Regions from separate parts of the Homo sapiens genome. Here region 1 is linked to region 2. Evidence: chromatin contacts called from ENCODE Hi-C or POLR2A ChIA-PET data. All regions are on one chromosome and are shown on one strand. Each heading gives the region's core, a stretch centred on a gene start or an enhancer-like site at or near the end of the contact. The rest is flanking DNA. Distances are from core to core; before and after follow the strand shown. Region 1 overlaps SETD2 (SET domain containing 2, histone lysine methyltransferase). Region 2 overlaps SETD2 (SET domain containing 2, histone lysine methyltransferase).

Region 1 (4,627 bases), core at 89-2,588, 100 kb after region 2:
CAAACATACAAAGAATCCTATTGATCAATATATACCGACTAAATCTAGAAAAAAATAACTTGATCATACTCACCAACTATTCTTACACCCCAAAAATAGCTGAAACTTTATTTTAATGTGGAATTACTACACAAGTGAGTAAAGCTAACTTATTTTCTTTAAAAAAGTCACTTCTAACAAGAAGTGACTTTGTTAAAAAGCTAATCTCAAATGTGTCACTACGGAATTCTAATCAGTGAGGAAAGGTTAAGACTATAATCCCAAATGTTAACAACTGTATTTATGCCTGAAATGTTTCTCTACTTGTCTGCCAAATAGATACACAAGAATACCTACCTAAAGTGAATGATATTCACCTGTTAAAGCCATCTGCTTTTTCCAAAACCCATAAGTTGGAACGTTGGGTGACCTAACCTGAACATTTTAGAGCCCAGTGTTGAAGACTATTGTATTCAATTGAATTCCAGTAATTTTACTCATTACTCTGAGTTAATCTTTTCAATTATCCATTTGTTTTCCTCATTAGCAAAAAGTGAGAGAGGAAAACCTCCAATACCAAATAAGCCTCAAAAGATAAATATGCATAAATGCTGAAATTCATCTTTAGTACAAGCCAGTGAATCACACAGAAAGAGTTGACTGGCCAGGTGCAGTGGCTCACGCCTGTAATCTCAGCACTTTGGGAGGCCAAGGCGGGTGGATCACTTGAGGTCAGGAGTTCAAGATCAGCCTGGCCAACATGGTGAAATCCTGTCTCTACTAAAAATACAAAAATTAGCCAGGCATGGTGGCAGTCATCTGTAATCCCAGCTACTCGGGAGGCTAAGGCACAAGAATTACTTGAATCCCAGTGGGGTGGAGGTTGCAGTGAGCTGAGATTGCGCCATTGCACTCCAGCCTGGGTGACACAGCGAGACTCTGTCTCAAATAAAAAATTAAAATTAAAATTAAAAATTCTAAGTATCGAATACGAAGAAAGACATGAGATAGGTTTCTGAGGGAGATGGCTTGTTATAATTAGACTATTATAATTAGACTGTAGACTCTAAGCTCGCTTGGTTAATATTGTTTTTTTGTGAGACAGGATCTCACTGCCCTCACCCAGGCTGGAGTGCAGTGTCATGATCTTGGTTCACTGCAACCTCACACCACCCACCCCCGCCCCATTCTAGTGATCCTCCCACCTCAGCCTCCCAAGTAGCTAGGATTATAGGCACACACCACCATGCCTGGCTAATTTTTGAATTTTTAGTAGGGATGGGGTTTCACCATGTTGCCCAGGCTGGTCTCAAACTCCTGGGCTCAAGCGATCTGCCTGCCTCAGCCTCCCAAAGTGCTGGGATTACAAGCATGAGCCACTGCACCCAGTTGGTTAATGTTTAAACTGTACCTATCTTGTATTGTACCAGACTAAGTACTTATGTCAGCCTTCCTGTCCTACTCTTGCTTAACCACATTAAATGAGAATACAAAAACAGCTCTTTCAAGTTACAGCCTTTCATGCAAATTAGCTCTGAAAAACCCACCTTCTAAATAAAAACACAGAAATAAAACCTGTGATGTGATTAAATGGAAAGACATGAGAAAGACAAGGTCTCTCTTTTTATACATATTTCAGATCTCTTTCCATCATAAATAACTGCTTACTTTCATCTTAATACTAAAAATGCTTCTGAAAATAATTTTATTATTTCATGTTTCACAAGTAAGTTTTCTTTTGTTATAAAGAAAAAATAAAAAAATGTGTGGGCTGCTTTCTATTTTAGAAACATACCAAGTACAACAATTCAAAAAGTTTCTAGCATAAGTTACCACCCGACCAAAATCAAAACACATTAAAAAACAATTCAGTACTCTTACGGAACAAAAGCTTAAATGCAATAAAAATAGCCATTGTTTATTTTCTGGTTTTGGTAAAGAGTTTAAGCATTTTTTTTTCATTGTAATTAATGTCTGAGGTATAGAAGGAAAAGGTTTCAAGTCAACTAACACAACTACAAGTAGGGTAAAAGCTATCCATACCTTAAAAAAAACACTTGAAACACATATTCTTACAAGGCAAAGCCAAATGATAATATAGGATGATTGTGAATTACAATGCACTGAATGCACCACTATCCATCATTTCATACAGAAAAAGGTTAAAATAAACTGCAAAAGGCTATCTGTGTGCTAGTAAAAGGTTGTAACAGTGACTGAATAACCCTGGTACATCCGTTCAATGTGGTAGTATGCAGCTTCAAAAAGTTCTAATTACGAACTTTGATCTAAAAGATCATAATAATGGGCTGGACGTGGTAGCTCCCCCATCTGTAATCCCAGCACTTTGGGAGGCTGAGGCAGTAGGGTTGTTTGAGGCTAGGAGTTCGAGACCATCCTGAGCAACATAGTGAGACCTCGCCTCTACAAAAAATAAGCAAAATTAGCCAGGTGTGATGGTGTGCGCCTGTAGTCCCAGCTACTCAGGAGGCTGAGGTGAGAAGACTGCTTGAGCCCCAGAGGCCAAGGGTGCAGTGAGATGACATGGTGCCACTGCACTCCAGCCTGGGTGACAGAGCAAGAATCTAAGTTAATTAATTAATTTAATTAAAATAAAAGGTCATAATGAAGATCTCTGTATACTGCTCCGGAATGTACTGTTAAGGAAAAAAAGCAAGAAACAAAACAGTAAATTTAGTATGCTACTTCGTGGTGGGGGGAGGTGGGGAAGGGGAATACCATATATACATTGTCTTTTTTTTTTTTTTTGAGATGGAGTTTTGCCCTTGTCGGCCAGGCTGGAGTGCAATGGCGCAATCTCGCTCACTGCAACCTCCGCCTCCCAGGTTCAAGCAATTCTCCTGCCTCAGCCTTCTGAGTAGCTGGGATTACAGGAGCCTGCCACCACGCCCAACTGATTTTTTGTATTTTTAGCAGAGATGGGGTTTCACCATGTTGGCCAGGCTGGTCTTGAACTCCTGACCTCAGGTGATCTGCCCCACCTCAGCCTCCCAAAGTGCTGGGATTACAGGCGTGAGCCACTGCGCCTGGCTCATTGGCTTCTTATTTTCAAAATGGAAAAATGAAAGTTGGGGCTGGGCATGGTGGGTCACACCTGTAATCCCAGCACTTTGGGAGGCTGATGCTGGAGGATCACTTGAGCCCAAGGAGCTCAAGACTAGTCTGGGCAACATAGTGAGAGCCCATTTCTACAAAAAATTTAAAAATTAGCCAGGCGTTGGTGATGCATGCCTGTAGTCCCAGGTACTCAGCAGGATGAGGCAGGACCACTGCTTGAGCCCAGGACGTCAAGGATGCAGTGAGCTACGATCTCACCACTGCATTCCACCGTGAGCAACAGAGCAAGACCCCGTCTCAAAAAACAAAACAAAAAAACTTTATTGGGGAAAAAACCTTAACAAAAGTAGACATAAAATTCTGCTGTGTTCAAGGAGAGAAACACTAATATTCCAAATATTTAAATCCACTTTCCACCTATCTGTAATCTTTTAGGATAAGGCACTACAGTGCTAAATTTTCATTTCCTGCAAAAAATATCTTTTGTGCTCTTAAGGTAAACAGAAAAATAAGAGTATTTTTGAACATCATTTTGCAGATTAGAATTGCTATCTAGTCTACTGATCTTTTTAATTTCTGTAAGTTGCTCATTATTAAATACTAACAGTATATAACTGCATATTCATATAATAAAGCTAGTTGATCTATAAAACAAACTTTTATCAGAACTTTATCCCATTGGTTTTATATCTCAAATGTCAAGTTACATTATACCAGAACTTTTTTTTTTTATTTTGAGACGGAGTCTCGCTGTCGCCCAGGCTGGAGTGCAGTGGCGCGATCTCGGCTCACTGCAACCTCCACCTCCCGGGTTCATGCCATTCTCCTGCCTCAGCCTCCCGAGTAGCTGGGACTACAGACACCCACCACCACACCCGGCTAATTTTTTGTACTTTTAGTAGAGACGGGGTTTCACCGTGTTAGCCAGGATGGTCCCGATCTCCTGACCTCGTGATCTGCCCGCCTCGGCCTCCCAAAGTGCCGGGATTACAGGCATGAGCCACTGCGCCCGGCCACATTACACCAGAACTTAAGAAAATGCAGTTGTCCCACAGCTCTAGCTGTCAAGTTTCTAGCCACTTAATCAGAGACAAAACTTAAGTGCTATAAACAGCTCACTTGAGGAGGCCAAATCTTATGCTCTATGACAAAGAACTACTCCAAGCTGACAAAGTAAATGTATACCTCACAGAAACAACACAGGGCAAAATATCAGAAGCCAGGTGCAGTGACTCACACCTGTAATCCCAACATTTTGGGAGGCCAAGGCAGGAGGATCACTTGAGCCCAGGAGTTCAAGACCAGCCTGGGCAGCACTGTGAGACCCTGTCTCTAAAAAAAATTATAAAAATAAATAAGTCCAGCCGGGTGCAGTGGCTCATGCCTGTAATCCCAGCACTTTGGGAGACCGAGGCAGGCGAATCACGAGGTCAAGAGAGCGAGACCATCCTGGCCAACATGGTGAAACCCCGTCTCTGCTAAAAATACAAAAATTAGCTAGGCGTGGTGGTGCATGCCTATAGTCCCAGTCTCAGCCACTTGGGAAACTGAGGCAGGAGAATCGCTTGAA
Region 2 (4,392 bases), core at 1,772-4,271:
TACTCCCCAGGCACACATGCACCTATGGTAACAGAGGAGTAAAGATCAAACATAACCTGACAAATATACTCACTCTGGGTGGTTGGATATAGTAAGGTTTTATGATCATACTTCTCTTACAGTTGATCACAGACAATACTGCCAATTATTTAGACTTGAATGTGTAATTACCTTGGGACCTTGTATCACTTCAGATTCTGATCTAGCAGGTCTGGGACAGGGAGTGAGACTCTGCATTTTTAACAGGTGGTGCCTGGTGCTCTTGGGTGCTGAGCAGACCTAACTACTACAATAAGCTCATTGTGAAGGCGCCAGCTCCATGGTCAACCCCTCCAGTCCATCTCCAGCAGAGAGCCTTGTAAAAGGCAAATGTTACTGATCAAATCACTTTAAAGGTTTCCCTTTCTCACCAGCTAGCCAGAGAATGAACGTCTAATTGTGTAGCATGGCACATAAGCTGCCCTTTTACTTGGCCCCTACTTCTCAGCTCCTACTTTGTGCTTGGCTAGTTTGATGACCTGGATTTCCTAACACAGGTCTTCATATAAGAAAGGCAATTCCTTGAGCATTAAATAAGCAACAGTGAACTTCATGCCCATTCCTCATTCGCTTTGAAAGGCCTAATTTAATATGCATATACTAGACCAAAAGACTGAATCAAGATTAATAGTTACGGTGCCCATGAACTTGGGCTTTTAAGAAGGGTAAGGCCTCCAACATGCTTTATAAACTTGGCCCCAGAACTCAGCTGTATTGCTGCACCAGATCTTATCTTAATCCCTTTGTTTATTTTTCAAAAGATATAACTAACACAGTACAGAAGTCTGGAAATGGGAGTTGTGATTTTTGTTTGTATTTAAGCTTACATATAATTTAAATGTCAAGTGCCTAGCAGTCTTGGGCATATTCCTAAATGATTCAGGAAAACAAGACAGCACAACAGCTGGAGTGAAGTGGCTAAGTGATTTATGTGATTCATTTGAAATTTAGCAAACTCCACATGGATTGAACGTAAGTGTGTATCTTTTTGCAAATGCCAAACACATGTGAAAAGAGGAAAATATTTCCTCCAAAAGTGAATAAAATATAAACAAGAATGAATTCATTTCTACTTTAATCCCTTCTCACTCCAGCTCCTTTTCTTCCCTCTTCCTTCTTCCACCTATTCCCAATAATTTAACCACTGAAGTACTTAATTCTTTTCAAAATTAAAAAAATATTAGTCAGGTTTTAGAACATAAAAATATGATATCTGATTTCATTCAAGACACTTCATACGGTCAGCTGTGGTGGCTCATGCCTGTAATCCCAACACTTTGGGAGGCTGAAGCAGCCAGATTGCTTGAGGTCAGGAGTTCAAGGCCAGCCTGGGCAACACGATAAAACCTCATCTCTACTAAAAATACAAACATTAGCCAGGCATGGTGGCGCACACCTATAATCCCAGCTACTTGGGTGGTTGAGACATGAGAACTGCTGAAGCCCAGGAGGCAGAGGTTGCAGTGAGCCAAGATCACACCAAAAAAAACAAAAAACACAACAACAAAACCCACCCCTCCTATTGGTTTTGAACAGACCAATCACGAAAGCATATGTTATGGGCACTAACAACAGAATGCAAAGAGAGGCCGGGCGTGGTGGCTCACATCTATAATCCCAGCACTTCAGGAGGCCAAGGCAGGCAGATCACCTGTGGTCAGGAGTTCAAAACCAGCCTGGCCAACATGGTGAAACCCTGTCTCTACTACAAATACAAAAATTAGCCGGGCGTGGAGTGCACATCTGTAGTCCCAGCTACTCGGGAGGCTAAGGCAGGAGAATTGCTTGAACCCAGGAGGCAGAGGTTACAGTGAGCCGAGATTGTACCACTGCACTCCAGCCCGGGCAACAGAGTGAGACTCCGTCTCATTTAAAAAAAAAAGGCAAAGAGAACAAGAGAGGCCCTGAAGCGATCATAGTAATGGGTGTTTTGAACACCCATCACAATTCTTGGCCATATATCTCCCTCAAATGAGTAAGTAGTTAGTATGCATCTGAGTCTCTCAATGTCTAAAAAAGGCCATTCTTTTTTTTTTTTTTTTTTTTTTTTTTGAAAAGGGATTCAGGGTTGTAATGGGATTATTTTTTATATTTTTTTATTTTATTATTATTATACTTTAAGTTTTAGGGTAGATGTGCACAACGTGCAGGTTTGTTACATATGTATACATGTGCCATGTTGGTGTACTGCACCCATTAACTCGTCATTTAGCATTAGGTATATCTCCTAATGCTATCCCTCCCCCCTCCCCCCCACCCCACAACAGTCCCCAGAGTGTGATGTTCCCCTTCCTGTGTCCATGTGTTCTCGTTGTTCAATTCCCACCTATGAGTGAGAACGTGCGGTGTTTGGTTTTTTGTCCTTGCGATAGTTTGCTGAGAATGATGATTTCCAGTTTCATCCATGTCCCTACAAAGGACATGAACTCATCATTTTTTATGGCTGCATAGTATTCCATGGTGTATATGTAAAAAGGCCATTCTTTCTCCCTGACTTCATCTCTACACCTTGATACATGCATAGTCACTCACTTATTTTTCAGAATAAAGAAAAAAGAATCCCAAGACCATGCGGGATGGTCTTGGACGGACTCCCAAATGATCAGGAAATACATGTGTAAGCCACACTCACCTTCATGGGGTTTTCATCATATGTTGGAGTTCCCAGGTCCATCTCAGCTTCATGCTCAAGGCTGGCATCATCTCCTGGGCTTTCCCAAGTAGGAGGATCCCACTGAGTCTGCCTAGAAAGAGACAAAAACAGCCATGCTGTCAGGGCTAGGAAACAGAGAATCCTGACATAAACATCACTGCTCATACATACATAAAATACAACATACAATAAGACATAGAATAAGTCAGCTCCATGAGTTAAAGACAAACTTTTTCTATCTTCCTAACAGCAATGATTCTAGCACAGAGATATGCCCCTCTTCAATGACTGTATTTCTGTGGGCAATGATGTGGCAACACTGACTGGGTGTCAAAGAGAGCAGTAAACCCAAACATCCTGTCTGTCTCTCACCTGACTCTTAATGTCATGCAAATAAGACTGGGCAAAGCCTAAAATGTACAGGAAATAGGTCCCTGCCTATGTCACCCCTCTGTAGATGAAGAGGTAAACAGTGACTGTACCTAGCATATAAATGGAGCAAAATAAATCATGTAACACCTCTCACAGTCCTTGACCACGTGAGAAAATTATCCCTTGCTTTAGGAGTTTTCTTTTTAATAGTTCTGCCCCTCTGGTTTAATGACTGACAAGAAAAATACGTACAGGTTAAAAACTTGTACCCCTGGCCAGGCATGGTGGCTCATGCCTGTACTCCCAGCACTTTGGGAGGCTGAGGCAGGTGGATCACCTGAGGTCAGGAGTTCGAGACCAGCCTGGCCAACACGGTGAAACCCCATCTCTACTATAAATACAAAAAATTTGCCAGTCGTGGTGGCGGGCGCCTGTAATCCCAGCTACTCAGGAGGCTGAGTCAGTAGAATAACTTCAACCTGGGAGGCGGAGGTTGCAGTGAGCCAAGATCGTGCCATTGCACTCCAGCCTGGGCAACAAGAGTGAAACTCTGTCTTAAAAAACAAACAAAAAAAAAAACAAAAACTTGTACCCTCTGCTAAAAATATTCCCGACCGACTGCAAAAAGAAGGTTTCGGCCATGTTAACCCTTTAAATGTTTACAGTCATTTTGAAAATAAGCAAGCAAAGATTTTTCTTTTTTAAAAAAGATCTGTAGGATAAAAAGTGGAAGTAAGGATATTCACGTTCAGGAGTCTGAAGCCAGCTGTAACAGAGAATGTTATGAGGACAGTGACTTAAAATGTCAAAAGCCTCAAAGGATCTAACAAATCTGGCAGGTCAGTCTTGTCACTACAGTCTTCTGCTTTACCACCACATCAATCTTCAGTCAACAACATAACAACATTAAAGACACTTGATATAAATCAGTGTATATACATATATATAGACTATTGTAAAAATAGGCTTACCTCTGACCTATGGAACTCATTTATTTTAAAAGGCTCAAGATTTCTACCATAATAAAAGAACCACAAGCAGCTAAGGATGTTATTATAGAAACTGAACAAATATATACATGTCTGTTCTTAGCTACCAGATAAAGAAAACCTAGAAAAGATGGGAAAGGTACACATATAAATAAGAAATACAAACTTTTTTTTTTTTTTATTCTGATATGGAGTCTCGCTCTGTGACCCAGGCTGGAGTGCAATGGCGTGATCTCAGCTCACTGCAACCTCTGCCTCCTGGGTTCAAGTGATTCTCCTGCCTCAGCCTCCTGAGTAGCTGGGATTACAGGTGCGTGTCACCACGCCCAGCTAATTTTT

What was found. A loop is a pair of places that touch in the nucleus more often than their neighbours do. ChIA-PET counts read pairs that join two places held with the same protein, here RNA polymerase II (POLR2A). Pooled maps may share reads with other maps.
Region 1: a loop to region 2 is called in a map of colonic mucosa, with 2.0 times the contacts of the local background. The contact joins two enhancer-like sites. A Hi-C loop is called at or near these places in 1 of 168 maps with a recorded cell type or tissue (colonic mucosa) and 2 of 50 pooled maps. POLR2A ChIA-PET finds 5 or more read pairs at or near these places in 5 of 52 experiments (Panc1, WTC11, activated CD4-positive, alpha-beta memory T cell and 2 more).

Annotation. Positions count from the first base shown.
Region 1 is chr3:47,139,938-47,144,564 of GRCh38, forward strand. All of the region lies in intron 1 of SETD2 (SET domain containing 2, histone lysine methyltransferase), which reads right to left. Among named protein-coding and RNA genes, the nearest start is that of SETD2, 22 kb to the right of the region's middle. RefSeq lists a silencer at 2,337-2,436. Within about 2 kb of position 1,339, at least 4 of the 41 ENCODE cell types and tissues checked have a DNase peak (open chromatin) inside an H3K27ac peak, as active enhancers do.
Region 2 is chr3:47,034,995-47,039,386 of GRCh38, forward strand. SETD2 (SET domain containing 2, histone lysine methyltransferase) reads right to left here. Exons shown (of 21, transcript NM_014159.7): 18 at 2,672-2,783. Among named protein-coding and RNA genes, the nearest start is that of NBEAL2, 58 kb to the left of the region's middle. Within about 2 kb of position 3,022, at least 5 of the 41 ENCODE cell types and tissues checked have a DNase peak (open chromatin) inside an H3K27ac peak, as active enhancers do.